Linked DNA regions of Homo sapiens: region 2 is linked to region 1. A link is an interaction called in ENCODE POLR2A ChIA-PET data of the cell type or tissue named here. Cell type or tissue: OCI-LY7. All regions are shown on one strand. Each heading gives the region's core, and the rest is flanking DNA. Links, peaks and the distances in the headings are about the cores only. Region 1 overlaps MAST2 (microtubule associated serine/threonine kinase 2). Region 2 overlaps MAST2 (microtubule associated serine/threonine kinase 2).

Evidence for each region. ChIA-PET counts read pairs that join two places held together with the same protein. Peaks named below come from ENCODE experiments on the same cell type or tissue, not always from the same donor. Only the 100,000 strongest peaks of a DNase experiment are listed, where the experiment ranks them.
Region 2: POLR2A ChIA-PET joins it to region 1 with 6 read pairs; 8 of 35 experiments call an interaction of 5 or more read pairs at or near these places.

Annotation. Positions count from the first base shown.
Region 1 is chr1:45,856,646-45,872,394 of GRCh38, forward strand. All of the region lies in intron 3 of MAST2 (microtubule associated serine/threonine kinase 2), which reads left to right. It overlaps LOC105378694 (a long non-coding RNA gene), which reads right to left. Exons shown (of 5, transcript XR_001738038.2): 5 at 11,239-11,326. Among named protein-coding and RNA genes, the nearest start is that of MAST2, 61 kb to the left of the region's middle. RefSeq lists a silencer at 11,092-11,386. In OCI-LY7, for the core only: no CTCF peak of the experiment used is centred there; no DNase peak of the experiment used is centred there; H3K4me3 peaks cover 807 bases; H3K27ac peaks cover 1,554 bases.
Region 2 is chr1:45,807,386-45,823,134 of GRCh38, forward strand. All of the region lies in intron 1 of MAST2 (microtubule associated serine/threonine kinase 2), which reads left to right. Among named protein-coding and RNA genes, the nearest start is that of MAST2, 12 kb to the left of the region's middle. RefSeq lists a silencer at 15,059-15,259. In OCI-LY7, for the core only: CTCF peaks have their summits at 5,487 (motif pointing right) and 6,684; no DNase peak of the experiment used is centred there.

The DNA of each region.
Region 1 (15,749 bases), core at 5,258-10,257:
TGGTTTTAAGTTAGGAGAATTCTAAATTACAGGGCACAGTAAAATAAATGAGCAATTATACCGAGGAAGAGCAAAACAAACAAAAAAGAATCATGGAACCATGTTTTGTATATACGTGGGGAGAAGTTATCCTTTAGATCTGTTTTTTTTTTTTATGTGAGTATGCTTGAATGTATATGTCATGAGGGTAGTGGGCTGGGCTGAGCTGGGGAGGAGATGTGCATCATATGTAGGGAGTAGACTTAAGCTAGTTATTTTTAAATAATACTTTAGCAAGGGAATTAGTACTTGTTTAAGTGTTCATATTGCCTTAATATTAGCATAGCTTTTTCATCAATATGTTCAGTATCTCAAACGTCAAATTTGCATGAAAATATTCTCCCAAACCCCTAATCCTTCCCTGTTTTATTTTTCTTCATTGCATTTATTATCTTCTAACATACTGTATATTTTATGTATTCATTTTTTGTTTAATGCCTGTCTACATCCACTTGAATGTAAGCTTTAAGAGGTCAGGGATTTTTATCTATTTCTATTAACAGTTGTATAGCTAGGCCCATGATATCATCTGGTACATAGAGAATACTTAATTTGTAAATCAATGAAAGGAAGACTACTTTGAAAAGAGTGATTTCTAGGATATTGGAATGAGGAATCTTAATCATAAGCCTATGTAAATGATAAAATATTATCCCTATGGAATAGCAGGAAAGTCATTGTCCTTTTACCCTGAGGAGCATATTTGTCCTCTATAAAAAGGCCTTTCTATTTGGAAGGAATTTTACTTGATTGATTGACTCTCTGTTTAAGCAACAAATGAAAAAGAATCCTTTGTTGAGAAGCTACCACAGACTGTAAAGTTTCCAGGTTCTGTACTTTGTGCTGGATGGGGCACCACTGTGATGGGCCTGATGAGTCTCTGAGACTGCTGCAGGACTTGGATTTTGTAACTAAAGTTAGTTCTTATTTTTATACTTTAAGTTCTAGGGTACATGTGCACAATGTGCAGGTTTGTTACATATGTATACATGTGCCATGTTGGTGTGCTGCACCCATTAACTTGTCATTTACATTAGGTATATCTCCTAATGCTATCCCTCTCCCCTCCCCCGACTCCATGACAGGCCCCAGTGTGTGATGTTCCCCTTCCTGTGTCCAAGTGTTCTCATTGTTCATTTCCTACCTATGAGTGAGAACATGCGGTGTTTTTTTTTTTTTTTTTTTTTTTGTCCTTGCGATAGTTTGCTAAGGATGATGGTTTCCAGCTTCATCCATGTCCCTACAAAGGACATGAACATATCCTTTTTTATGGCTGCATAGTATTCCATGGTGTATATGTGCCACGTTTTCTTAATTCAGTCTATCATTGATGGACATTTGGGTTGGTTCCAAGTCTTTGCTATTGTGAATAGTGCCGCAATAAACATACGTGTGTATGTGTCTTTATAGCAGCATGATTTATAATCCTTTGGGTATATACCCAGTAATGGGATTACTGGGTCAAATGGTATTTCTAGTTCTGCATCCTTGAGGAATTGCCACACTGTCTTCCACAATGGTTGAACTAGTTTACAGTCCCACCAACAGTGTAAAAGTGTTCCTATTTCTCCATATCCTCTCCAGCACCTGTTGTTTCCTGACTTTTTAATGATTGCCATTCTAACTGAAATGAGATGGTATCTCATTGTGGTTTTGATTTGCATTTCTCTGATGGCCAGTGATGATGAGCATTTTTTCATGTGTCTGTTGGCTGCATAAATGTCTTCTTTTGAGAAGTGTCTGTTCATATCCTTTGCCCACTTTGTGATGGGGTTGTTTGTTTTTTTCTTGTAAATTTGTTTGAGTTCTTTGTAGATTCTGGATATTAGCCCTTCGTCAGATGAGTAGATTGCAAAAATTTTCCCCCATTCTGTAGGTTGCCTGTTCACTCTGATGGTAGTTTCTTTTGCTGTGCAGAAGCTCTTTAGTTTAATAAGATCCCATTTGTCAATTTTGGGTTTTGTTGCCATTGCTTTTGGTGTTTTAGACATGAAGTCCTTGCCCATGCCTATGTCCTGAATGGTATTGCCTAGGTTTTCTTCTAGGGTTTTTATGGTTTTAGGTCTAACATTTAAGTCTTTAATCCATCTTGAATTAATTTTTGTATAAGGTGTAAGGAAGGGATCCAGTTTCAGCTTTCTACATATGGCTAGCCAGTTTTCCCAGCACCATTTATTAAATAGGGAATCCTTTCCCCATTGTTTTTGTCATGTTTGTCAAAGATCAGATGGTTGTAGATGTGTGGTATTATTTCTGAGGGCTCTGTTCTGTTCCATTGGTCTATATCTCTGTTTTGGTACCAGTACCATGCTGTTTTGGTTACTGTAGCCTTGTAGTATAGTTTGAAGTCAGGTAGCATAATGCCTCCAGCTTTGTTCTTTTGGCTTAGGATTGTCTTGGCAATGCGGGCCCTTTTTTGGTTCCATATGAACTTTAAGGTAGTTTTTTCCAATTCTGTGAAGAAAGTCATTGGTATCTCGGCTCACTGCAACCTCCGCCTCCTGGGTTCAAGTGATTCAGCTGTCTCAGCCTGATGAGTAGCTGGGACTACAGGCACAAAAAGTGCCATCACACCCAGCTAATTGTTGTATTTTTAATAGAGATGTGGTTTCACCATGTTGGCCAGGCTAGTCTCAAACTCCTGGCCTCAAGTGATCCGCCAGCCTTTGCTTCCCAAAGTGCTGGGATTACAGGCATGAGCCACCACGCCTGGCCCTTGAGCTGGGTTTTGAAGAATGAATAGGAGTTTACTAGGTAAGAGCTGAAGTAGGGAACCTCTCCAGTAGGTGGGAACATGTGCCAAGGCATGAAGCAGTGAAACAAAGTGGTGCGTGCAAGAGAAGTACTCATAATTTGTTGTGGCCAGACACAACATGAGAGGGAGAAAATCAAGATGAGCTGATCAGGGAGGCCTAAAGTTAATTTTTTCATTGTGCTTATCTTGGCTTGCTTACCATGTAAAGAACCTTATAGCTTTCCACATGGGGTTAGTTATATTTTATTCACTTACTGATAAATAAAAGGATAATTTATGTTGAGGAAATGTTTAGATGCAGCCTATTCTGAGAATTTATGTATTTACTTTTATTTCTGCAAGGTGTTTGACTTTTTATCTAGTCATTGGCTGATAGTCCTCTCAATACTAATAACATAGTAGAGAAGATGATGAAAATGTTTTATTCATCTGTTCTTGGACAAGAAACCCTGCTCTTTCTGTTCTTTTTAGTTGAAGCTGAATAAAGCTGAATGTTCTAGTCGGAAGCATGGGTTCAAGTTTCTACTACACTGTTTCTGAGCAGGTTACGTCTCCTTCCTGGGTCTTAATTTCTCCAGTTGTAAAATAGGGGATTTGAGGTAAATTAGCATATCCACATTGATAAAAATTTATCTGGGCTGGGCGGGGTGGCTCATGCCTGCAATCCTGAGGTGGCGGGATGCTGAGATGGGCAGATTACTTGAGGCCAGGAGTTTGTGACAAGCGTGGCCAACATGGTAAACCCCTGTCTCTACTAAAAATACACACACACACACACACACACACACACACAAATTAGCCAGGAGTGGTGGCGGGCACCTGTAATCCCAGCTACTCGGGAGGCTGAGGCAGGAGAATCACTTGAACCTGGGAGACAGAGGTTGGAGTGAGCCAAGATCATGCCACTGCACTCCAGCCTGGGTGACAGAGTGAGAATCTGTCTCAAAAAAAAAAAAAAAAAATTTATGTGAAGCAAGAATCAATACATATATGACCCATTAGGGTAATTTTTCTTGGCAGTCCTTCCCTTCCTGGCTGCTGTTTACCAACTTAATTATTCTTCCTGTTTCATGTTAGATTCTATAATCCAGTATACATCTTACTACTCTTGGCCGGGCGCAGTGGCTGATGCCTGTAATCCCAGCACTTTGGGAGGCCAAGGCAGGCGGATCACCTGAGGTCAGAAGTTTGAGACCAGCCTGGCCAACATGGTGAAACCCCATCTCTACTAAAAATACAAAAATTAGCCAAGCGTAGTGGCGGGTGCCTGTAATCCCAGCTACTCAGGAGGCTGAGGCAGGAGAATCACTTGAACCTGGGAGGCAGAGGTTGTAGTGAGCCGAGATCATGCCATTGCACTGCAGCCTGGGCGACAAGAGCGAAACTCCGTCTCCAAAAAAAAAAATCTTACTACTCCTCTCAACTCCTGCTATTATCTTTGTTATTTTCAGCAACCATGTAGATGAATCCATCCAATAATATCCTGGCATAGTTGTTGACCTCATTATCATTTCTAGTCCACTTAGCTCTCTGCCTTGTCATACCTCTGAAATGTTCCTTCACTAAAATCGTAACTCTAGGTAACCTCCTCACTACAACCTGATAATTTTTTTAGCTTCCCCATTTAATTATTCTTAAAGTATACCAGTTCTCAGACTTACCAGCACCTCTATTAAATCTTTTCTTCCTGTCTTTTCGTCTTTACTTTCCTCCTCTTTTAGCTTAGATTCCATTGTTACTCTCTCTATTCCATGTCATAAATTGTTTGCCCCATTTTTGGTCAATTTATCTGGTAAAGCTGTTTAGTAAAACTTTGCCTTTGCATTACTGTAGTCTACTGAAGAAAGCCACACAACGGAGCAGATTGGTGGGACTGTAAAATGATGATGAATGATGTAGGTCAGTCCTTAACGCTGCTTACCAATTCTACTTTTTGTTCAGCGTATTTTCTTGTTCTCTGTATTATCTCTCAATTTTTTTTTTTTTTTACTCATCTCAAATTTGGAATTTCCTTGCTCTGCTGATTTCCTTTTTATTTCATGGAGAAAATAGCTATAATGTGGAAGCTTCTTTAGCTTCTTTACCACTAAAGTTACAAATATTTTGTTACCTGTACCTGCTTTTTCCTTTTCATCTGTTGTGGTGGAAGAAATATTCCTTCTATCACTGTTTATGCTCTCAATCCCCTTCCTTCCTTTTCATCTTTTGTGGTGGAAGAAATATTCCTTCTATCACTGTTTATGCTCTCAATCCCCTCCCTTCCTTTTCAAGAATAACTTTTTTTTTGAGAACTTTGGCTGCAGAGAGTATGGAGAGTTAAATGCAAGCTGGAAGAGTTGTCTAGATTCACTGTCTTTATTTCCTCATCTCCTACCCACTGGAGTTGGGCTTTTGCTCCTACCACTCCTCCACTCCTGAAATTGTTCCTACAAAGGGTACCAGTTGACTTCAAGTCAGTTAAATTGGATGACATTCTTTAATGATGGGCCTCCAGGCAGCATTTGTTCAGCAGTCCCTGACTATCTTTTCTTGGCTTCTTTAATAGCATTTGCAGTCTTGATTTCCTTCCACCTCTCTGGTTACTCTTCTTCTGTTTCCTACAGTTTAATCAGTTACTACAAATATTACTGTAACATAAACAAATAAAGGTTTATTATCTTACAGAGAAGAATGCAAAATTTGCATAAATTTTGAGAACCAAACAGGCTTTAAGGAAACCAGGTTGTGGCAGGAAATTTTGAGCAGGTTACACACTACTCTGTGAGAGATACTGAAAAAAGTTGTGAATCATTCATACATGTTTCATAAATGATTCCTTTCAACAACCTTATAAGGTAGATGGTTGTATTCTTGTTTATCCACAAAGGATTTGAGGTGGGGAAAGATGGGGTATGTTCAGGAAACTGTGCCTTGTTCTTTCCAATTGGAAGGTTAAGTTACAATAAGGTACTACTGAAGATAAAATCTGTTGTTTCCATGATATGGCGTGTCTTGAATGCCAAGGGGAGACGTTTTTTACTTAATTTTTTAGATAGTGAGGACTGAAGATTTTTTTTTTTTTTTTTTAACCTTGAGTGGCTGGAGTGCAGTGGCACGATCTCAGCTCTGCAACCTCTGCCTCTTGGGTTTGAATGATTTTTCTGCCTCAGCCTCCCAAGTAGTTGGGATTACAGCTGCCTGCCATCATGCCTGGCTAATTTTTGTATTTTTAGTAGAAACACGGTTTTGCCTTGTTGGCCAGGCTGGTCTCGAACTCCTGACCTCAGATGATCCACTTGCCTCGGCCTCCCAAAGTGCTGGGTGAGCCACTGCACCTGGCCAGGTTGAAGATTTTTAAGCTGTGTACAACGTTTTGGGAAAGGAAACCTGTCTTGGTGAAAGGTTGATAATCCCATAACGTTAGTTTTAGTGACCAAATGGCACTTCCACTTGAAGCCTTTTTGTAGGCTTTCCACTATAATGAATTGAGCCTTCTTTGACACTCCCATAGCACTTTGTCATACCTTTTAGCACACTTCTCATGTGTCATAATTACTTGTTTGTATTTGGCTTCCCCATTGGATTTTAGCTCTTCTAGAATAGGATTATTAGTTTATGGTTAATGTTGATTTTGGTAATCTTTCCTCATCCCTATCTCAGTGGTTGGCAAAATAAATGGTTCTTGAATTAGTAAATGAATAAAGAGTTTGAATTTTGAATCTTTTGTCTGAATAGCTTCTCAGAATGCATCTTTTTTATATTTTTACTGATTACCGGGTTGAATAAATTAGAAGCCACTCCTACTTCCTCTCTGCTGATACATATGTTTTAGCTAGTTAAACCTATTTTGATAGAGGAGTTCTATGACTTTAAAGGCCTATGACTTTGCAGACACTCATACAGTGTACAGCATACCCTATGCAAATCAGCTGTCTGTTCAGGTCTTGTGTTTGTTTTCCCCATAGACATAATCCAGCCGTTAGTTATTCAAAGCAGCAGATGGGAGAAGGAATCCGTGGAAATGTGGATTTATTAGCTCTCACAATGAAAGACCACACTGGTTATGCTAAGGATTAGAAGATTTCTGCTGAATGAAAGGGACATGGATCCTGTTTTTTGTGCTATTTTCAGCAGTGTGGCAATTTCTTATGACTATAATCAGTTGTAAAAAGACCAGAAAATGATCTTGTAAATAGACTTTCCTTCAAGCCCTAGACTGTTGGTTGCAGCTGTCATAATTATAGGAGGGACTGCTTTTCTTCCTTTTTGGGTGCAGACTGAATCTGGCCTTTAGCTATTGCTATATTTACACCTTAGGTAGTATAACTGGCTGATTGTGTGCTTTATACATACCTTTATCTGTCAAATTAGGGAATTTGGATTCGTGTCTCCTGAATTTTGTAGGAGAGTAATTATTGTAGCATGTCTTATAGTTTGGAAAAAATGATTGAATTTAATGTGTTAAACTCACTTCCTAAAAATATAATGCTGCCTTCACTAACAATTTTGTGTGTGTGACTTGTTAGAAAGATCAGCAACTTTCCTTTGTGTTTACTAAGATTCTGACAATTACCATAAAGTTGGAAAGTTTAAACGTTGCTTATGGAGTGTGTAAGGAACAGAATCATATCATGAGAACAATCTTTCACTCTTAAAATCTAAAAGATTATGTATTTTGAGCCATGAATTAAGAAACAGAAGCATCTTTAAACTTGGCTGAAGTTCTACTTTAAAAATGGCAGCCAGTAACCAAAGAAACAATTCTTGAGATCATTAAAGCTTGGATAAAATGAGACTTTTTCATGCTGTGCCCTTTTAGAAGTCTGGGGGAATGGGGAGCGTTTCCTGTGACAGCACTGTAAGTGATAAACAGCTGAATGAATTTGTCCATGCTCAGAACTCACAACACGTGGACTAGCCCCCTCCTGCACATAAAAGAGCAGGGAAACCGACCTTAGCAATGATCTAGCTCCTGAAGAAAGAGGCTTTCGTTACTGTCCAAGAAGTGAAGACCAGTGAGTCTAGCGATAAAGAAACAAAAGAGCCCCTGACAGTATCGAAAGAATCTGACATTTGCTTTGTCTGTACAAAGGATGAAAGGAATTTTGCCGACTTAGTCAAAACAATAACTGGTTTTATATCATTTTGAGTCTAAAATACAGGCATCAGAATCGTATGTTTTTCTTTGTATTTCTGAAGAATTGTCATCTTTTTAAAAACGTATGTGGAGTGGTTTTGTTTCTGGAAAGGAAAACGTGACATGGATTTTATAAGCTTAGTAGCTGTAGGTGGAGACTCTTGTTTTGTTTGCTAAACCTTTTTAATAAGCAGCAAAGTCAGGATATCAAAGATTGGAATTTTTCCCCCGGAACCTTTTGTTCTTTTCTTAGTACTTCAAATAATTTCAACCAAAGGGGTATGCATGGAAAATGAAAACAAATATGAAGTCTTTCCGCTATTTGGCAGTGCTTCAGATGAGATGTATCTATACTTCTGTGAAGAAAGACGTGATTCTGATATGAGGCAGTGATTGTATACTTACGCTGGACAGAGGGATAACTGGTTTAGTGGAACAGTGGGTTAGTGGTGTGCTGAAAGGATTGTTTGCCTCTTTATCCAGCAGTAAGTAGGCACTAGTAGTTGACTGTCTGGGGAGTGGCTTTTTTTTGTCTGATATCTATTATGGATGATTCCAGTATTCTGAGAAGGAGAGGGTTACAGGTGAGTAAAAGAAAACCTTTTTCACTGATCTCCTTCCTTTTAATGTCTCTTGTAAATGTACTGAACAGATTGTTATAATGTATTTAATTCATTTGAGGTAGGAGGCAGAGTGGAGTGCAGCTAAGTTCCTCTTTATTCTTTGATGTATAGTTATAATTAGAGAACTTATCTAAAATCTTGCTATTTTGATAGAAAAATGCTGCTTGGGCTTATTTACACTGTATTTAGTGAGTAGAGCAACTAAATCAGACCTGTATGGGATACAAGCCTAATTTAGAACATTAGACATTACTGCTGACAGATTGTTTACGGTGAACATATTCTGTTCCTGACCACCATGCCTGATCTGCCCACCATTAAGTCACATGTATGGTAGTATATGCTTGATTCTATGCATAGTTTTAAGAACTTTTCTAAATTATCACTTGGCATATACACATTCCATCCACTTATCTATTGTCTGTCTGTGTTGTCTGTCCATCCATCCGTCTGTCTGTCTACCTACCTACCTACCTACCATCTTTTCCTTCTTAAATCATAGGTAGTTTGTTAGATGAAGAGGTATGTAAGATATAACAGTGAATGAAAATAGACTGATAGGCAACCTTCAACTGAGTTTTAATGAATATCCTTAGCACTAAAAGAATACATGCCAAATTTGATGATTATTTTTTTCATGCTTTGTAGATTATCTCATCTTAGTCTTGTTAGCAAAGAGCAAGCCAGCTTCTAGTCTATCACTAAATGTTTTTGAGAATTGACATAATGAAGATTCTAGTGTAAATCACTGAGCTAATCAATCAACCTGTGATGGTTTAGTCATGAAATGTAGCTATTTCTGTTGTTTTCATTTTGTTTATTTGACATTATTTATAAAGCACTTTTTTTGTACAAAATACCTAAGGATTTTAAAATTATCATGAATTAACATTATTTTAGTTTCTTTAAAGTTCTCAGGTAGAAAATGTATAGGATTAGTAAACTTAAAATATAAATTTAAACAAATTGTATTGTTTCTAGTTATTATATGTACTTCTTATTGATGGTGCTGTAAACATTCAGAGCCCGTAGGGAGAACCCACTGAATCTTTAGCAGTTGACCAGTATGACCTGGGCTTTAAAAGTCAATAACATAAACTCCAGCGCCTTATACTAATTTCTCCTGTTAGCACAGTTGATTCGATGAGATTTGTCCCTTGATTTCTTGGGGTTATTTTGAGTAGTATTTATTTAGTACTGTACTCAGATGACCTCTCATAAGTAGTGATGTATGTTCAAGCAGCTGCTAATTAAAAATGGCTGGCTCTGTAAGCCCATTTAGTTGCACTGCTTATTTATATCTTTATTTCTCTTTAGTTGCTAGGATTCAGAAAGGGAATCCTATTTGTTGAATGGGAAATATTTTCTGTTTTGTGTTAAATCATTCATTTTCTCCCTGATGCCTGAGTCAGTCTCTAGTATTTGCTACCTTGTTTACTGATGCCCTTCCTCTCGAGTCTTTGTTTCTATCTAGCAGGAGTTCTAAACTGCCAGATTACATAGCACTGGAAGATCTTTTCCTACAGCCTTATACTTATAAAAAATTTTTCCCCTATTTATTTTGTCTACTTTTTTTTTTTTGAGATGGAGTCTCACTCTGTCACCCAGGCTGGAGGTGCAGTGGCGTGATCTTGGCTCATTGCAACCTCTGCCTCCCAGGTTCAAGTGATTCTCCTGCCTCTGCCTCCGGAGTCGAGTAGCTGGGGCATTACAGGCATGTGCCACCACACCTGGCTAATTTTTTGTATTTTTAGTAGAGACGGTGTTTCACCATGTTGGCCAGCCGGGTCTCAAACTCCTGACCTCAGGTGATCCACCCGCCTCGGCCTCCCAATTGCTGGGATTGCAGATGTGAGCCACCGCACCCAGCCTATTTTGCCTATTTTTAAAAAATAAACTTTAAGGTTCATTCTCCAGAAGATTGCTTTGGAACATTCCAAAACAGAGCTAACGCTTGAAAAGCAGCAGTTTAGATTATTTGTTTTAAATAGTTACATTATAATATAAAGATTTAAAGGTAAGTTTTATTAATAGATTTATATAAATAAACACACAAAGGTAAAGTGTGCCTGGTGGTACAGGTAATCTACTGGGTAACCTCAGATTTGAAGGTGAAAATCCAAATAAATATTTGGCTTCGCTAATTGCTTTCTGGTGAAATAGATTTCCTAAAACTTTTCCAGAAGATCAGCTAAGACACAGCCTACTTTGATACCTCCAGGTTTTTCCGCAGAGTTTCTTGGGGAGGTAGCAGAATAGTAAATAGGGCATTTAGAAGTTCCGTGACAGCAAAGACCTTGTCTATTTTGTTCAAATTACAGTTCTGCCATGTTCTAGTCATATAACCACAGCCAAATTTCATTTCATTTCTGTACTCCACTGGTATATTGAGAGTAGACAGTGGAGGCAAGGGCTGCAGCAAAAAGACCAATTATGAGACTGTTGTGGTCAAAAAAAGCAAGAAATAATAACAGATTGGAGGGGTGATAGCAGTGGACGATGTGGAGGACTTTCTTATTGGCCATTTTTACAGATACGTGAAGCTCAGTAGCTTCCTCAAGGACAGACAAGTAGGTGTATGGCCAGGCTAGATGTATAGGTTAGGGTACTCTGAACTACAAGTAACAGAAATTTTGACTCTGAGTGGTTTAAATGTTAGGTAAATGTATTGACTCACAACAATGAAGTCCAGAGGTTGGATGGGTTTCAGAGTTGGGTAGTCTGGTGTATTTGCTCAGCTTCATTGCTCTTTTGCCTTCCTCTGTGTTTTGGCCTCATTCTCAAGCTTGCTTCCTATGTGTTAGAAAAAGAACTGTAGCAGTTTCAGTCTGCACAGTCACACACTACAACATCCCTACATCTTAATGGTAAAAGGACATCTGGGAGATTATGTGTGAGCATCTTTTCTTTACACTGGAGGAGCCTCTGTCGGTGTAGGAATTGACACTGTTTTGCTTGAAAAGCTGTTCAAGTTGGGTCTTTTTTGTGGTAAAAATTGGCTTTCATCTTACATCTACTTTTGAAGCATCTACACATGGAGAGACATTTGAGATTGAAGTTCCTTGTGAATTGAAGGAGGTGCTTTTATACTTGCCCTGTTTCCCAATCAACTTTATGGGGGATGATTTTAACTTTGAAAGGTCAGGGACTAGCCACCATAAGCAAATTTTTGTTATCAACTCTCTTAGTGCCATAATTTCCACATTATTTGCCCATAAGGCACATATAGTAATCTGTCTTCATTGTATAGACAGTGCAATTTCCCAGGTTCTGAATTGAAAATATTTGTTGTGCTGATAAAATTATTGCCTTCAGGCAAAAACTAAATTGTATAGTATTTTTATGCACCCCCCCCAACCCCCTGCTTGCTTTTTGCCTTTGCTGTTCAAAAACGAGAGTACTTAGAGTGTCATTGTTTACGGGTACTTAATTATTTTGGAGGATATATGACAACATAATGCATACTGGGAAGCATTATTATTGAGAAAGCCTTGGGACTTTTTTTATTTTGCAAATTATGACTGTCATAAATTATGGTCATCTTACAAAATGTGATTCAGCTAATTTTTAGTCTTTAAAAACAAAATCTTCAAGAACCAGGTAGATTTCAAACATTCAATTTCTTCTTGAAATTTCATTTTAAAAAGGCTGATGACATGGATAAAAATGTAACCTAATTATTTGCTTCTGTTGTTCTACATTTCCTTGTTCTTTTCTGTGGGAAGCTTGATAAAAGAAACATTTCAGTTTGTACTCTTCAGTTTTTAGTACCACTAAGATATTTTCATCAAGTCAGTAAATTAGATGGCTTTGAAGGTTAAGGAATTTATCTCACTCTTGTCCCTCTTCTTTGCCCTGACTCATGTATTCCTATTCTATGTTGCAGCTACACCAGTCTTGTACCTTTGTTTGTTTTTTTCATAGTCATTTTTTTCTGACATTCCCCCCATTCCTGAGTGGTTTTATCCTCCTTTTCTACCTATCAACCTTCTGATAATCCCCATGCAGTTAAAACCTGAGTACCTAATTTTCAAATATTATAGTCATTATGGGTAACTCCAGTATCTTTGTAGACAAGGATAATCAGTCCAGCCTCAGATCTTTAGAGTTCCTTGGCTATCTGGAGTCTGTGTTAACAATACATTCCTGTAGATGCCATGTATTCTGTAGAGGGAACTGTTTGATTCAGAAATCTTACAGTGATTTACAGTTACATCCCTTGATCACCTCTGAATTAAATTCTGGTGTTCTCTGTGTAAATCTAGATCACAAATTGGTGGTCTGGTGACTGTTTCCTGTAGATATATTTTATTTAGCCACCTTTGGAGATTTAAAGAAAAATCAACCAACATAGTCTCTATCAGTCCCCTTTTGTTTTATCCTCTGCTGCTTTATGTATTTACTGAATTTCATCTATTCTAAGGCTCACATCTTTTTACTTTATAACAGCTTTGAAATAGCGGTGTTACTCTTGATGGTGTGTTATACGTTAATTGGCCAGGCTTATTTTTGTTTTGCATTTTAAAAAATGTTTCTTACTGTTACAAAAAATAACAGTGTCTTTTGCAATTGATAGTTTTTCAGATTTGATAAAGTACAGTATATTACCTTACTGGCTTATTAAAGCATTTGAGTTTGCACCATTTGTTTCTCAATGTAAAGACCTCCACCTTTTTTTAGCTCTCTCCCTTTCCTTTTTCTAAAGTCTTGAAGATCTCTGTTCCTGTGATTCTTTTGTTTGTTTGTTTGTTTGTTTGTTTTTGAGACAGAGTTTTGCTCTTGTCACCCAGGCTGGAGTGCAATGGTGCAATCTTGGCTCACTGCAACCTCCGCCTCCTGGGTTCAAGCGATTCTCCAGCCTCAGCCTCCTGAGTAGTTGGGATCACAGGTTCCTGCCACCATGCCTGGCTAATTTTTGTAGTTTTAGTAGAGACAGGCTTTTGCCATGTTGGCCAGGCTAGTCTCGAATTCCTGACCTGAGGTGATCTGCCCACCTTGGCCTCCCAAAGTGCTGGGATTACAGGCATGAGCTACTGCGCCCAGCTTTTGATTCTTTGTATACCTGTTTGACATGCCTTTCTGTATCATCTGATATTGTTTTATTTTTTCTCAATTTATTTGAGGTATATAACATTTGTGAATTTTTTATTGTATAACCACATTCACATTTTGTTGGTAAACCCAACTCAGGAATAATGTATGATTCAGTTTTTTAAAATGCTCATGTATATAATGTAAGTTTCCTACTTTTCATCTTGAGGTAGTTTTGGTAAGGTATATGTTTTTAAGAGTTTGTCCATTTTGTTTATTTTGTTATTTATTGAGATCAATTTGTTTATATATATATATATATAAAATTTTTGTTCTTTTAAACCTTTGCTGATTTGTTCTTCTGTTTCTCTTTGTATTTCTAATATTGGGTATTAAGACTCTTTTTTTTCATTATCAAGTATCAGTGGAATGCCGAGTACAGTGGCTCATGCCTATAATCCCAGCACTTTGAGAGTGCCAGGTGGGTGAATCACTTGAGCCCAGGAGCTGGAGACCAGCTTGGGCAACATGGTGAGATGTCTGTACAAATTAAAAAAAAAAAAAATTTAAGTAGCCAGGCGTGGCGGTGCACACCTGTAGTTCCAGCTATTTGGGAAGCTAAAGTGGGAGGATCGTTTGAGCCTAGGAGGTCGATGCTGCCGTGAGCCATGATTGTGCCCCTGTACTCCAGCCTGGGTGACAGCAAGACCGTGTCTCAAAAAAAATTAAAATAACAACAACAAAAATTCATGGAAGATTTTTTTTGTTGTTGTTAGTTTTTCCAGAAACCAACTATCCCTTTATTTCAGCCTTTTCATATCAGTTTGCTTTTGGTATATCTCTTGCAAATGGCATACAGTAGGTTTTCTTTAAAAAAAAAAAAAAAAAGTCCTGTTTGTAATGAAAAGTTTGTCTGTGTACATTTATTATGATTAATGATATATTTGGACTTGTTTGTGCCATATTATTTTTTGTATTCCATATCCTACATCTCTATGCCTTACTGTCCCCTTTTTTTTTTACCCTTTAAAAATATTGGTAGAGTTTTTTTTCTTATTTTCTTTTTCTATTTCTACTGGTGTGTTAGAACAAATTCAAACTTTAACCCCCTCCTGAACACTACAAGCACTCCATGTCTCTTATTACCTCCCCCAAACTTATTTGGCCATGTAATCAAACTGAACTGAAACAGGCCAGTTTAAAAAACAACAACAAAACCATGAAATTCACTGTAACCAGAGGTGACCCAGTTTACCTGAGCTAGCATGATAAGAAAGTTCTGTTTTAACTCTATAAGGAGAGTCACTTTGTAATGAATAATCTGCTTTTTGTTCCCTGTTTGTGCTTTCTTAACCCATTTTCTGCTTAGAAAGCCAGCCCCCTCTGCTTAGCTCAGCAGAACACGCATTCTATTTTTAAGAATGAGATGTTACAGAATTGCAAACAAAAGTCAGTTTGATCTTTAAACTGAAAGTCAGTTTGATCTTTAAACTAAATCTGTTGTAATTTTGTCCTTTGACAATGGTATTGTCATCAGCAGTGGATTCTGAGTAGGCCCTAGAATGTTCACCACTCCTACCCTAAGCCCAAGCAGTGTTATTTATGTTAGTTACATTATGTGGGTTTAATTATGAGTTATATCAAGAGACATATAATATTTTAGTGGCAGAGAATACCTTTTTTTCATCATTGATTTGTTTGTTTTTCTTGAGTTCTCACTATGTTACCTAGGCTGGTCTCAAACTCTGGGCTCAAGTGATCCTCCCACCGTGGCCTCCCAAAGTGTTGGGATTACAGGCGTGAGCCACAGCACCTTGCCTCGTTGATTTTAAATGTTAGTTGAAAAGTTATTGTCTCCAAAACCCAATTCTCTATCCACTTCCAATGGAGTGGATTATTGGGTTATGTTTCTTAGAGTCTGTTAATTTCCTTCTCTGGAAAGAGTGCTGCTACTGCAGTAGGGATCAATATACGTATAGTGTGAGAATTCAATAGCAAATGAGCCAGGCTGAGTCCCAGGGAGGGAGTTGCCTCAGGCATAGACAGCTTTGACCCATAGTCATCTCCACGCTGGTGACTGTTGACATAAAGGACAAGGACCAGCCTTGTGACTCCTGGCTTGCATATTTACTTGTGGGGGTAGCGGTTACTGCCTTTGGACACTTGGCCTTTGTCTTTTCTTTGG
Region 2 (15,749 bases), core at 3,594-8,593, 51 kb before region 1:
GTCTGCAGTCCTCTTTATTTATGGCATTGTGTCACAGAACATCCTTGTAAAGTGAGCTGAGTCTCTTTAGGTGTGACCTCTTTCCTTAGCTCTACATTTCCATTTTTGTGCTTAACATTTCCACCGTAGACTCATCATTTGTGTTCTTAACATTTGTGATTTTTTTTTTTTTTTGAGACAGGGTCTCACTTTGTTGCCCAGGCTGGAGTGCAGTGGTGGGACCTCAGCTCACTGCAACCTTCGCCTCCCAGGCTCAAGTGATTCTCCAGCTTCAGCCTCCCCAGTAGCTGGGATTGCAGGCGTCCGCCACCACGCCTGGCTAATTTTTGTATTTTTAGTAGAGACGGGGTTTCACCATGTTGGCCAGGCTGATCTCGAACTCCTGACCTCAGGTGATCCACCCACCTCGGCCTCCCAAAGTGCTGGGATTACAGGTGTGAGCCACTGTGCCCGGCCTAACATTTGTGAGTTTTATAATTTGATAGTGACCTTGAAAGTTCATAATTTGTAATAATTTATGATTTTAAAAAGGCCAAAATTTTCATTGTATGTGTCGAGACTGGTTGAATTCTATTTATTTGGGTAGTAAGAGCCCAGCTGATCAGCAAGCATCTACATCTCACACGTAACTTTTTTTTCCCTTTCTCATGACATGGAACAGTGCTTGTTACAGTTTTTATTATACTAGTATTTAAGAATACGTTCTAATCAGGATGTAGGACTTGGATCTCCAGAAGGTCAGTGGTTTACTGTATCATGAAAATAGAATAATTTCTGTGTTGAAATGTGCTTCTCTCTGTATCTTTCCTTTTTGTCATCCAACATGAAATTATATCCATGGCTTTTTTTGTTTGTTTTATTTTGAGATGGAGTCTTGCTCTGTCGCCCAGGCTGGAGTGCAGTGGCGCGATCTCGGCTTATTGTAACCTCTGCCTCCCAGGTTCAAGCGTTTCTCCTGTCTCAGCCTCCTGAGTAGCGCATGCCTGGCTAATTTTTTGTATTTAGTAGAGATGGGGTTTCACTGTGTTGCCCAGGCTGGTCTCGAACTCCTGAGCTCAGGCAATCCACCCGCCTTGGCCTCCCAAAGTATTAGGATTACAGGCGTGAGCCACCGTGCCTGGCCCACATCTGTAGTCTTTTACTTCTTCTCCTTTGACTCCCTTAGCCAGTCTGGCATTAGGTTCTCTCGATTCTGCCTTCATGAAATCTTTCAAACCATTATTCCCATTGTCACTACCTTAATTTCATATTTATAAACTTTAGTCTTGGTTGTTGCAGTATCTTAACTGTATTTACTCAGTCTTCAGTCTCTTAACCTCTAATATATTTCACGTTCTATTAACAAAAGATTGGAACTCATTGCCTCCCTGGCTAATGGTAAGTGCTTTATAAATACTCGTTAAATGTTCATTTCATTTCTCCTTATTCATATACCTTCATTAGCTTCTTATTACCCATAGAATTAAGCCTGAAGACCTTGGCATTCAAGATCTACTTGATACTTAGCACTTTTTGTTAGAAGAGTCAGTTAGTTGCCACTTCTCTTGGTTCCTTAGGACCGTCTGCTTTTCTCGATCATGGCATACAATATTAAAATTATCTTGTTTCTCTCATTAGTAAGTTCTTTGAGAGTCAGACTGTTCCATTTACTTCTGTATACCTAGGGCTTAGTATAGTACTTGAAACATAGTTATTTGTGTATTTATTAGAAACATAGATATTTGCTCAATGTCCTAATTGATTGTAAGTCAGTCAAATGAATTCCTCTGAGGCTGTCTTAATCATCATGGTATCTTCAGCCTCTAGTATTTTAACTGGTATGTAATAGACATTCAGTAAGTAATTGTTTATTGTTAGGCACTTTGATATACTTTAATTAGTCATCAGTTTGAGAAGCTCTTTATTCTCTGCTTCCGCATATTAAAATTCTACTCAGTTTTCCAGGCCTAACTCAAATGCCACAGAAACTTCTGTGAGGCCAGGTGTGGTGGCTCATACTTGTAATCCCAGCACTTTGGGAGGTTGAGCAGGCGGGTTGCTTGAGCTCAGGAGTTTGAGACCAGACTGAGCAACATGGTGAAACCCCATCTCTACAAAAAATACAAAAATTAGTCGGGGTTGGTGGTGCGCGCCTGTGGGCCCAGCTACTTGGGAGGCTGAGGTGGGACCCCTGGAAGTTGAGGCTGCAGTGAGCCAAGGTTGTACCACTGCACTCCAGTCTGGGTGACAGAATGAGACCGTGTCTCGTAAAGAAAGCAAAAAACAAACAAACAAAAAACAAAAACAAAACCACACACCCAAAAAGAAACTCTTCTGCAAAGTTGTTTTTCCACATGGGATCCTAGGAGGATCCTTAATTGGGCTTCAGGAAATCTGTGAATGTCCTGAAATTCCAGTTCTCAAAATTCTGTGGTTTAAAAGTGAAAGCTTAGGTTCCAAGAGATCAAATGCAAAAATGACTGGAAAGCACATAATAAGTAGGTGCTTAATAAGTAGTCTTATCTCATTTTGTTTCTGTAACATATTGTTTGATCCATTCCTGGTCATATAAAGTAGATGCTGAATAAATATTTGCTGAATGAAAGGATGAATCAGTGTTTTAGCACTTTCAACTTTCTGTGTTCATTTGTATTTCATTTTTGCTTTTAAGTTGCATGTTATTGAAGGTAAGAACTATGTCATCATTTTGTCTAACAATGCAGAGCTAAAGGCTTTGCTCACAATAGGTGCTCAGTCATTATTTATTGAATGAATGAATGGAGAATGATTCAAATATTTTGAATTTTGGTAATTTGAGTAATAATGGTTATATGATAGGAGTAGACAAAGGAAATAGAATATTTTTGAGGATGGCAGAAGATGAGTTCAACTTTAGTTCCTAAAATACCCTCAGTGTGACAGAAATTTTAAAAAATTATTTTAATGGAAATCAGAACCTCTTTCCTCTGCATTACAGGGTTAGTACATTGGGAAAAGCATAGGGCAGAAAGCACACAGAAGGGAAGCTGCGTAATATATATAGGGAACTATAATCGGTTTGTTATTGCCAGACCCAGAGCTTTACGTTGAAGGTGTAAATGCTAGGTTAGAGATTAAAGAAGCCTTGATTGTTGAGGGTCTTTAGTGTGATATAAAAGGATAATTGGCTGGGTGTGGTGGCTCACGCCTGTAATCCCAGCACTTTGGGAGACCAAGGTGGGTGGATCACCTAAGGTTAGGAGTTTGAGACCAGCCTGGCCAACATGATGAAACCCCATCTCTACTAAAAATACAAAAATAGCCAGGCGTCTTGGTGGGCGCCTGTAATCCCAGCTACTTGGGAGGCTGAGGCAGGAGAATTGCTTGAACCCGGGAGGTGGAGGTTGCGGTGAGCCAAGATCGCGCCACGGTACTCCATCCTGGGCGACAGAGCGAGACTCCATCTCAAAAAAAAAAAAAAAAAAAGGATAATAAGTAGGGGAGCAGTATATTCTTTTTTTTTTTTTTTGAGGCAGTCTTGCTCTGTGGCCCAGGCTGGAGTGCAGTGGCACGATCTCAGCTCACCGCAACTTCCACCTCCCAGGTTCAAGCTATTCTCCTGCCTCAGCCTCCCAAGTAGCTGGGATTACAGGCATTGGCCACCATGCCTGGCTAATTTTGTATTTTAGTAGAGACGGAGTTTTTCCATGTTGGTCAGGCTGGTCTCAAACTCCCGACCTCAAGTGATCCACCTGGCTCGGCCTCTCAAAGTGTTGGGATTACAGGCGTGGGCCACCGTGCCTAGCCGAGAGCAGTATATTTCTTTTTTTTTTTTTTTTTGAGACGAAGTCTCGCTCTTGTCTCCCAGGCTGGAGTGCGATGGCACGATCTCGGCTCACTGCAGCCTCCCCCTGTGGGGTTCAAGCAATTCTCCTGCCTCAGCCTCTCGAGTACCTGGGATGCCACCACGCCCAGCTAATTTTTGTATTTTTGTATTTTTTTTTTTTTTTTTTGAGACGGAGTCACGCTCTGTCGCCCAGACTCGAGTGCAGTGGCGCGATCTCGGCTCACTGCAAGCTCCGCCTCCCGGGTTCGCGCCATTCTCTTGCCTCAGCCTCTGGAGTAGCTGGGACTACAGGCGCCCACCACCACGCTCGGCTAATTTTTTTGTATTTTTAGTAGAGACGGGGTTTCACTATGTTAGTCAGGATGGTCTCGATCTCCTGACCTCGTGATCTGCCCTCCTTGGCCTCCCAAAGTGCTGGGATTATAGGCGTGAGCCACCGCACCCGGCTTTTTTTTTTTTTTGACACAGAGTCTCACTTTGTCACCCAGGCTGGAGTGCAGTGGCCTGATCTTGGCTCACTGCAAGCTCTGCCTCCCGGGTTCCCGCCGTTCTCCTGCCTCAGCCTCCCGAATAGCTGGGACTACAGGCGCCCGCCACCACGCCCAGCTAATTTTTTTGTATTTTTAGTAGAGACGGGGTTTCACTGTGTTAGCCAGGATGGTCTTGATCTCCTGACCTCGTGATCCGCCTGTCTCGGCCTCCCAAAGTGCTAGGATTACAGGCGTGAGCCACTGCGCCTGGCCTAATTTTTGTATTTTTAGTAAAGATGGGGTTTCACCATGTTGGCCAGGCTGGTCTGGACCTCCTGACCTCAGGTGATCTGCCCGCCTTGGCCTCCCAAAATGCTGGAATTACAGGTGTGAGCCACCGCGCGCGGCACAGGAGCAGTATATTCTTATTTGTGTTTTAGTTGGATTACTCTGGCAACTGTGTGGAGGATAGGATGCAGGACATGCTGTTTGAGACATGAGCATTTGAGAAATCTTCCGAGTTTTCAGTGCAAAAGTTTATTTGACCTCCTTTCCCTCTTATCCAGGGTATGGGTAAGGGCTAGCTCCTAAAAAGGTGTTAACTTTGAAATATTTAGTTTCATCAAAAGTACTGGGAGCAGAGAGTCTATGGTGGCTTGAAGCAGGTTGGCAAATGTTCCCTGATGAGGGTAGGACACATGTGATTACAGAGTTTTCCCATCATTGTTCTGGATGTCTCTTGGCCTAAAGATCAATCTGTAAGCCTTTTTTTTTTTTTTTTTTTTTAGACGGAGTCTCGCACTGTTGCCCGGGCTGGAGTACAGTGGTACCATCTTGGCTCACTGCAACCTCCGCCTCCCAGGTTCAAGTGATTCTCCTGCCTCAGCCTCCCAGTAGCTGGGATTACAGGCATGTGCCACCACGCCTGGGTAATTTTGTATTTTTAGTAGAGACTAGGTTTCTCCATGTTGGTCAGGCTGTCTCAAACTCTCGACCTCAGGTGATCCGTCCACCTCGGCCTCCCAAAGTGCTGGGATTACAAGCATCGGCCACTGTGCCTGGCCCTACTCCTATTTTTAATAGTCCGTGTAACATTTTCATTTGGATAGCTCAGAGACCTCTCAAACTTAACATGTCCAAAAATGAAGTCTTGATTTTCACTTTCTAGTCTGCTTCTTCCCCAGTCTGCCTCATGTCAATAGATGGCACTACTCATTTACCAGAACAAAACTGGAGGTTGTGTTTGATTTTTTTCTTAACCTTACCTGTATTCCACATTCAGCCCCTCAGGTCTGTTTGCTGCTACAGTTGTCCCTCAATATCTCTCGGGGATTGAGTACATGACCCCCTGCAGATACCAAACTCTGGTATGCTCAAGTTCTATCTATAAAATGGCATAGTATTTGCATGTAACCTATGTATATCCTCCCATGTACTTTAAATCATCTCCAGATTATTTATAATATATAATACAATGTAAATGCTATGTAAATAACTGTTACACTCTATTACTTAGGGAATAGTGACAAGAAAAAAATATCTATACATGTTCAGTATAGATGGAACTATTCATTTTCTTTTTCTCTGCATACAGTCATGTTCCGCATAATTATGTTTTAGTCAATGATGGATGACATACAAGATGGGGGTCCCATAAGATTATTATTATTATTATCATTTTTTTTTTGAGACCGAGTCTTGCTCTGTTGCTCAGGCTGGAGTGCAGTGGTGCGATCTCAGCTCACTGGAACCTCTGCCTCCTGGGTTCAAGCAATTCTCCTGCCTCAGCCTCCCAAGTAACTAGGATTACAGGCAGCCGCCACCACGCCTGGCCAATTTTTTTTTTTTTTTTTTTGAGACGAAGTTTTGCTCTTGTCCCCCAGTCTGGAGTGCAGTGGCACGATCTTGGCTCACTGCAACCTCTGCCTTCCGGATTCAAACAATTCTTCTGCCTCAGCCTCCCGAGTAGCTGGGATTACAGGCTTCTGCCACCACACCTGGCTAATTTTTATATTTTTAGTAGAGACAGTGTTTCACCATGTTGGCCAGGCTGGTCTCGAACTTCTGACGTCAGGTGAGCCGCCCACCTCGGCCTCCCAAAGTACTGGGATTATAGGCATGAACCACTGCGCCTGGCCAGATTATAATTTTTTTATTAAAATTTTTTTTTAAATAGAGATGAAGTCTTGCTATGTTGCCCAGGCTGGTCTTGAGCTCTTGGCCTCAAGCAATCCTTCTGCCTTGGCCTTCCAAAATGTTGGGATTATAAGCATGAACTATTATGCCTGGCTTCCCATAAGATTATAACAGAGTTGAAAAATTTCTATTGCCTAGTGACATCTAGCTATTACAACATTGTAGTGCAACACATTACATGTTCATGGTAATGCCTGTGTAAAACCTACTGCACTGCTGTGGTATAAAGGTACAGCACATAGAGTTAGTGCATGCACAGCACATAATACCTAATGATGATAATATACAACTATGTTACTTGCTTATGTATTTACCATACTATACTTTCTACTGTTATTTTAGAGTGTACCCCTACTTATTAAAAAAAAAAGTTAACTGTAAAACAGCCTCAGACAAGTCCTTCAGTGTAATTCCAGGGAAGGCATTGTTACCATAGGAGATGACAGCTCCATGTCACCTCCATTATTGCTCCATTATTGCCCCTGAATACCTTCCCATGGAACAAGATGTGGAGGTGGAAGACAGTGATATTGATGATCTCGACCCTGTGTAGGCCTAGGCTAGTGCGTATGTTTGTATCTTACTTTCTAACAAAACAGTTTAAAAAGTAAAAAAAGAAAATTTTTTTAATAGAAGAAAGCTTATATAATAAGGATAATGAAAGAAAATATTTTGTATAATGTAAACACATACACCAAGGCGGGTGTATCACCTGAGGTCAGGAGTTTGAGACCAGCCTGGCAAACATGGCAAAACCCCGTCACTACTAAAAATACAAAAATTAGCCCAGCGTGGTGGCGCACGCCTATAGTTCCAGCTACTTGGGAGGCTGAGGCAGGAGAATTGCTTGAACCCGGGAGTTGGAGGTTGCAGTGAGCCAAGATCACGCCATTGCACTCCAGCCTGGGCGACAAGAGCGAAACTCTATCTCAAAAATAAAAAGAAAAAGCTATCTTGACCTTTGATTTGTTGGTGTTATTAAACTGTTCTTTTATTTTATTCAGCTTGAAAGGAGACTTTAATTTGTGCATTTTCCCCTTCAGGGAAACTTTTATGGATTTTTTTATTAAGTAACTGGCTTAGAAGATAGAATAGTCTCCCTAGGTTTTAGAATGTAATTAAGAAAAATTCAGCCCAAGGGAACCATGTGTTAAAATTAGGTGATACCATCTTAGTTGTACCAGCTTGAGTGTAGGTTCCTTAAGAGTGAACCTGAGTAGTAGATGCATATATCCTTTAACCATTAATTTGTTGGAGATTAATAAGCTACATCGTTTCTTTGCCGTTATTTCAGCAAAGCAGAAGTAATATAGTTTTGTCAGATCTTCTTTTTTTTTTTTTTTGAAACTGTCTCCCAGTCTGGAGTGCAATGGCGTGATCTCGGTTCACTGCAACCTCTGCCTCCCAGGTTCAAGTGATTCTCCTGTCTCAGCCTCCTGAGTAGCTAGGACTACAGGCACATGCCATCACACCCAGCTAATTTTTATGTTTTTAGTAGAGATGGGGTTTCACCATGTTGGGCAGGCTAGTCTTGAACTCCTGACCTCAGGTGATCCACCCTCCTCAGCCTCCCTAAGTGCTGGGATTACAGGTGTGAGCCACCGTGACTGGTCAGACTTTCTATCTGTTAGGCTTTCAGGAATGTTTTGAAAAGCAGAGGATTTAGAAATAGTTGTTAATAGTTTTTTTTTAAAGTCCTTAAGTTATTTCATAGGGGTGTTACCAAGGTGATTTTTGTTTAAATGACCCAGGAACATTTAAGTTCTACCTTTAACCAGTAAGAGAAAGTGATACTTTGTGACTAGCTCAGTCTTTGGTCTTTTATATTAAAGAACATTACTTGCTGTAACTGATTCACAAGGACCCCTTGATTGAGGTGCTTCCATTTTCTACACATGGCTTCCAAGTTCAGCTGAGGAAAGTGGAGGATGGGCCAATCCTAGAAATGGATTAATCACTTCCACTCATATTCCATTGCCAGAACTCAGTTTCAGGGCCATGCCTAACTACTGGAGGGCTGGGAAATGTCATGTGGCCTGTGCCTAGGAGGAAGGTGAATCATGCTTGATCAACATCTAACTAGTCCCTGCCACAGGACTCAAACCCCAATGTAGTCCTTAGCTTAGAACCATACAGAAATCCATTTATTTTGGTTATAGACAGCCTGGAACCATAGCCTCCTCTTTTTCCTTGTAGACACACAGAGTTTTGAGTTATAACAATTTTGAATGCAAGTAAAGGCCTTTTTCCCAAGCACAGATAGGAGATCTGGAAAAGCTTTTCTGCAGCCTGTGGCAGAGGTAGTCTCTGGCAACCCCAAGAAAGGCAGCTTGGTATTGGGGGTGGGGGGGAGAGAGAGAGAGAAAGAGAGAGAGAGAGAGAGAGAGACCCAAGTCCCTTCAAATACCTGGAAAGTCTTCCCAAGAATAACAGATGCAAACAAGCCCAGATCGCAAAGGCTACAATGTATATTTAACTCTTCAATGCCCAGACACTGACAAATACCCACAAGCGTTAAGACCATTCAGGAAAACATGACATCACCAAACAAACTACGTAAGGCACCAGGGACCAATCCTGGAGAGATAGAGATACATGACCTTTCAGACAGAGAATTCAAAATACCCATTTTGAGGAAATTCAGAGAAATACAGGATAACACAGATAAGGAAATCAGAATCCCCTAAGGTAACTTCAGCAAAGAAATGGAAATAATTAAAAAGAACCAAGCTGAAATTTTGGAGTTGAAAAATGCAGTTGATATACTAAGGAATGCATCAGAGTCCTTTAATAGCAGAACTGATTAAGCAGAAGAAAGAATTTATTTATTTATTTATTTTTTGAGATGGAGTCTCGCTCTGTTGCCCAGGCTGTAGTGCAGTGGCGTAATGGCTCCCTGCAACCTCTGCCTCCCAGGTTCAAGCGATTCTCCTGGCTCAGCCTCCCAAGTAGCTGGGATTACAGGTGTGTGCCACCACACCTGGCTAATTTTTTTGTTTTTTAGTAGAGACGGGGTTTCACCGTGTCAACCAGGATGGTCTCGATCTCCTGACCTCGTGATCCACCTGCCTCGGCTTCCCAAAGTGTTGGGATTACAGGCGTGAGCCACAGTGCCTGGCCCCAGAAGAAAGAATTAGTGAGCTCGAAGACAGGCTATTTGAAAATACACAGCCAGAGGAGACAAAAGAAGAAAAAGATAAAAAGGAATAAAAAGCATGCCTACAAGATCTAGAAAATAGCCTCCAAAAGGCAAATCTAAGCGTTTTGGCCTTAAAGAGGAGGTAGAGAGATAGGGGTAGAAAGTTTATCGAAATGAATAACAACAGAGAACTTCCCAAACTTAGAGAAAGATTTCTATATTCAAGTATAAGGTTCTAGAATGCCAAGCAGATTTAGCCCAAAGAAGACTATCTCAAGGCATTTAATAATCAAACTTCTAAAGGTAAAAGATGAAGGATCCTAAAAGCAGTAAGAGAAAAAACACAAATAACATACAATGGAGCTTCAATATGTCTGGGACCAGACTTTTCAGTGGAAACCCCTTACAGGCCAAGAGAGAGAGGCATGACATATTTAAAGTGCTGAAGGAAAAAACTTCTACCCTAGAATAGTATATCTGGTGAAAATATTCTTCAAACATGAAGGAGAAATAACGACTTCATAAGACAGAGAAGTCGAGTAATTTCATCAACACCAGACCTGTCCCACACAAATGCTAAAGGGAGTTCTTCAATCTGAAAGAAAAGGATGTTAATGAGCAATAAGAAATCATCTGAAGGTACAAAACTGACTGGTAATAGTAAGTACACAGAAAAACACAGAATACTATATTAATAACAATAATTATGGTGTATAAACGACTCATATCATGAAAAGATGAATTGATCAAGAATAATAACTACAACAACTTTTCCAGACATAGTATGGTATTAGGTTGTTGCAAAAGTAATTGTGGTTTTGGACTGTGAATTTTAAATCATTATAACTAGGCTCAAACACATCTTTATTAATCAAAATAGGAACCATTACAATCAACACATTTTCGCCAATGAGAAATGTTTGTTCTTGTTGTGTAAAAATCCATGCTTTGGGATTTGACGAACTCTTGGAAAGAATGTTCTGCATCCTGCTGGTCATGGAAATGTTTTCTCTGCAAAACGTTGTCGAGATGCTTGAAGAAGTGGTAGTTGGTTGGTGAGAGGTTAGGTGAATATGGCGGGAGGGAAAACTTCATAGCCCAATTCGTTCACTTGTTGAAGCTTGGTTGTGTGATGTGCAGTTGGGTGTTGTTGTGGAGAATTGGGTCCTTTTTGTTGACCAATGCTGGTGTCAGGCGTTGCAGTTTTTGGTGCATCTCATTAAGATTGCTGAGCATACTTCTCAGATGTTATGCTTTCACTGGGGTTCAGAAAGCTGTAGTGGATCAGACTGACAGCAGACCACCAAACAGTGACCGTGACCTTTATTTGATGCAAGTTTGGCTTTGGGAAGTGCTTTGGAGCTTCTTCTCAGTCCAGCCACTGAGCTGGTTGTCACAGGTTGTCATATAAAGTCCACTTTTCCTTGCATGTCACAGTGTGATCGAGAAGTGGTTCATTGTTCTGTAGAATAAGAGAAGATGACACTTCAAAATGATGATTATTTGATTTTCACTCAGCTCATGAGGCACCCACTTAACGAGCTTTTTCACCTTTTCGATTTGCTTCAAATGCTGAATGACTGTAGGATGGTCGATGTTGAGTTCTTCGGCAACTTCTTGTGTAGTTCTAAGAGATGATTGCTCACAATTGGTCGTTGTGAACTTCCGATGGTCGGCCACTACACTCCTCACCTTCAAGGCTTGCCTCCTTTGCAAAACTTTTTGAACCACCACTGCACTGTACAGTTGTTAGCAGTTCCTCTCCAAATGCATTGTTGATGTTGTGAGTTGTCTCCTTTGCTTTACGACCCATTTTGAACTTATTCAAAAATTGCTCATATTTGCTTTTTATCTAACTTCATTCCCATAGTCTAAAACATAAACAGCAAGTAAATAAGTCTCTAGCCAAAAAACATAAAAAATGAACATTAAAATGATGTATAATATAATGACATTTATTTAAGAATGTATTCCAAGACCGGGCATAGTGGCTCATGCCTGTAATCCCAGCACTTTGGGAGGCTGAGGTGGGTGGATCACCAGAGTTCAGGAGTTCGAGACCAGCCTGACCAACATGGTGAAACCTTGTCTCTACTAAAAATACAAACTTAGCCAGGCATGGTGGCACACACCTGTAATCCCAGCTACTTGGGAGGCTGAGGCAGGAGAATCGCTTGAACCCAGGAGGCAGAGGTTGCAGTGAGCCGAGATCATGCCATTGCACTCCAGACTGGGCAACAAGAGCAAAGTCTGTCTCAAAAAAAAAAAAAAAAAGAATGTATTCCAATATCAGATGACAAATTCTAATCATGCAAACCACCGCAATTACGTTTGTACCAACCTAGTAGTACTGGAAGTCTTAACTATGGTAATTAGACAAGAAAAAGAAATAAAGGGTATCCAAATTGGAAAAGAAGTCAAATTATCCTTGTTTGCAGATGATTTGATCTTATATTTGGCAAAAGCTTAAAGACTTCACCAAAAAACTATTAGAACTGATAAATTTAGTAAAGTTGCAGGATCCAAAGTCAACACACAGAGATCAGTAGTGTTTCTGTATGCCAACAGTGAACAATCTGAAAAAATCAAAAAAGTAACCCCATTTACAGTAGCTGCAAATAAAATACCTAGGGATTAACCAAAGAGATGAAAGATCTCTCTAATGAAAACTATTAAACACTGATGCAAGAAATTGAAGAGGACATTAAAAAAATGAAAAGATATTTCATGTTCATGGATTGGAAAAATCACTATTAAAATGTCCATAGTACCCAAAGCAATCTACAGATTCAATACAATCCATATTCAAAATACCAATGACATTCTCCACAAAAATAGAAAAAACAATTCTAAAATTTACGTGGAACCACAGAGGACTCAGAATAGCCAAAGCTATCTTCAACATAAAGAAGAAAACTGGAGAAATGACATTACCTGACTTGAAATGATACTAGAAAGCTATGGTAACCAAAACAACATGGTACTGACATAAAAACAAACAGAGACCAATAGAACGGAATAGAGAACCCATTAATAAATCCATACATTTACAGTGAACTGGTTTTTGACAGAGGTGCCAAGAACATACTTTGGTAAAAGGACAGTCTGTACAATAAATGGTTCTCGGAAAACTGGAAATCTATATGCAGATATCTACATGCAGAAGAGTGAAACTAGATCCCTATCTCTTCCCATATACAAAAATCAAAAATGTATTAAAGATTTAAATCTTAAACTGCAAACTCTGAAACTACTAAAAGAAAACTTTGGGGAAACTTGCTAGGACATTGGTTTGGGCAAAAATTTCTTGAGCAATAAATACCCCACATGCAGAGGCAACCAAAGCAAAACTGGATCAAGGGGATCTTTTCTCACTTCCTTTTGTGTGTGTTTTTTAGAATTTTTTTTTGGTTGCTATGGGGATTACATGTAACATACTAAATTTATAACAGTCTAGTTTGAAATGGTACCAGTTTAACTTCTGTAGTATACAAAAACTTTATTCCTGTATAGCTCCATTTCCTTGATAAGTTGTTTTTGTGGCAGATTACATCTTTATTCATTGTGTGCTAAATATCATAGATTTATAATTTTTTAATGCTTTTGTCTTTTAAGTCATATAGGGAAAAAAGGTGGAGCTGAAAAACAAAAATAGAATAATACTGGCTGTGATATTTGTCCATATGGTTACCTTTGCTGGGGATCTTTATTTTTTATTTTTTGGATCTTCATTTTTTCAGATGGCCTTAAGTTTCTGTTTAGTGTCCTTTCATTTCAACTTGAAGATGCCTTTTAGGATTTGATGTAGAACATATGTAGTGGTGATGGACTCTGTCTGCTTTTTTTTTTTTTTTTCTTAATCTGAAAATGCCTCGATTTCAATTTCTCTTTCTTTCTCTTTTTTTTTTTTTTTTTTTTTTTTGAGTCAGAGTCTTGCTCTGTTTCCCGGGCTGGAGTGTAGTGGTGCAATCTTGGCTCACTGCAGTGTTGACCTCCTGGGCTCAAGCAATTTTCTTGCCTCATCCTCCTGAGTAGCTGGGACCACAGGTACATGTCACCATGCCCAGCTAACTTTTATGTGTTTTGCAGAGACAGAGTTTCGCCATGTTGCCCAGGCTGATCTCAAACTCCTGGGCTCAAGCAATCTCCCTACCTTGGCCTCCCAGAGTGTTGGGATTACAGGTGTGAGCCACTGCACCCAGCCTTTATTTTTTCCTCATTTTTGAAGGACAGTTATGCTCAAGATAGAATTCCGTATGTCATCCTACTCACTTCTGGACTCCACAGTTCTGATGAGATATGAGCTGTTCGTCTGATTCAGGATCTCCTGTATTTGACAAGTTGCTTTTCTCTTGCTGCTTTGAATATTATTTCTTTGCCATTGGCTTTGACAGTTTGGTTATCATGTGTCTCCATATGAACCTTTTTGAATTTAACCTGCTTAGAAGTCACGGAGCTTCTTGGATGTGTAGATTTGTATCTGTCATCACATTTGGGAAGTTTTGGTATGTTATTTCTTCTTTTTTTTTTTTTTTTTTTTTTTGAGACAGAGTCTCGTTCTGTTACCCAGGCTGAAGTGCAGGGCAGGATCTTGGCTCGCTGCAACCTCTGCCTCTTGGGTTCAAGTCATAACTGTGCCTCAGCCTCCCGAGTAGCTGGAACTACAGGCATGCACCACCACGCCAGCTGATTTTTGTATTTTTATTAGAGACGGGGTTTCACCATGTTGGCCAGGCTGGTCTCAAACTCCTAACCTCATGATCTGCCCGCCTTGGCCTCTCAAAGTGCTGGGATTACAGGCGTGAGCCATGGTGCCCGGCCTCTTCACATGTTCTTACTGCCCCCTTCTCTTCTAGAATTCCCATATTCATATATTGTTTCACCTTCACCTTTTTTTTTTTTTTTTTTTTGGTGACAGAGTGTTGCTCTGTCACCCAGCCTGGAGTGCAGTGGTGTGATTTCTGCTCACTGCAACCTCCACCTCCCAGGTTCACGCGATTCCTGTGCCTCAGCCTCCCAAGTAGCTGGGATTACAGGCACGTGCCATCACGCCCAGCTAATTTTTGTATTTTTAGTAGAGATGGGGTTTTGCCATGTTGGCCAGGCTGGTCTTGAACTCCTGACCTCAAATGATCCACCCACCTCAGCCTCCCAAAGTTCTGGGATTACAGGCATGAGCCACCGTGCCTGGCTATTTTCAGTGTTTTAATCTTGATGCTGCTTAGTGGGTCTGTTCAATTTGTGAAAATTCATTGAGTTCTATGCTTAGGTATGTGTACTTTTCTAAAATGAGTAATGTACTTCAGTAAAAGTTAAAAATCCTAGCTTAAAAGTTCAAATTTCATATTTAATTTATATTTCCTTTCCTTTGCCAGGTTTTGACTCGAAGAGACTTGCAGTAAGAAGGGGTGTGATCCTCTCTTTCTTTTCTCCTCTCCTCTGTTATCTGGTTTCTTTACTTTGGTGTCTTGTGGGAAGGAATAGGGAAATTGAAAAGTGTATGTGTTTCTCTTAATTGGTACTGATCAAATTCTTTCTTGATTGTTCTTTCTCTGGCTAAGACGGATTATTCATCCATACAGTGTAGCAGGCATCCAAATGCTGGTTCTCCCATGCAGCTGGTTGTAAGTTTTTTTGAGATAGGATCTTTCCCTCTCCACATTGTCTTCATAGAGGATATCCACTTTAGCTTGATGTCTTCCAAGGCCTCCTCAGTTCTCTCTACCTAGAGCTTCTTGCTGTGCTTGTCACCTTTGTGAGTGGCCAACCCTCTTTAATGGATTACCAGCATTAGTCCAAAGTCTGCTTCCTTCCCTGGTTTCTCCTTGATCCATAGGTACTGTTTCATCCTTGACATGCCAAATAGTGCAAATACAAGCTGTTCCCTTGCTACCTTCTGTTTTTGCATTAAGTTCTATTTCCTGTTCCCCGTCTCACTGCTCAGTCCTGCTACAGTTAGGTGCCTGGACACATCAATTGTTTGATTCAGTGCCACAATATCCTCCTTTATCCTTTTATTCACTTACCACCATGTTTTGAAATTGTCTTTTTCTTCTTTTCAGGTATTTTTCTTCACCAACTTCACTCTTCTTTTTATGTTTGGGCATTTGTAAATCATGTTTTGGATAGTCACCACCAA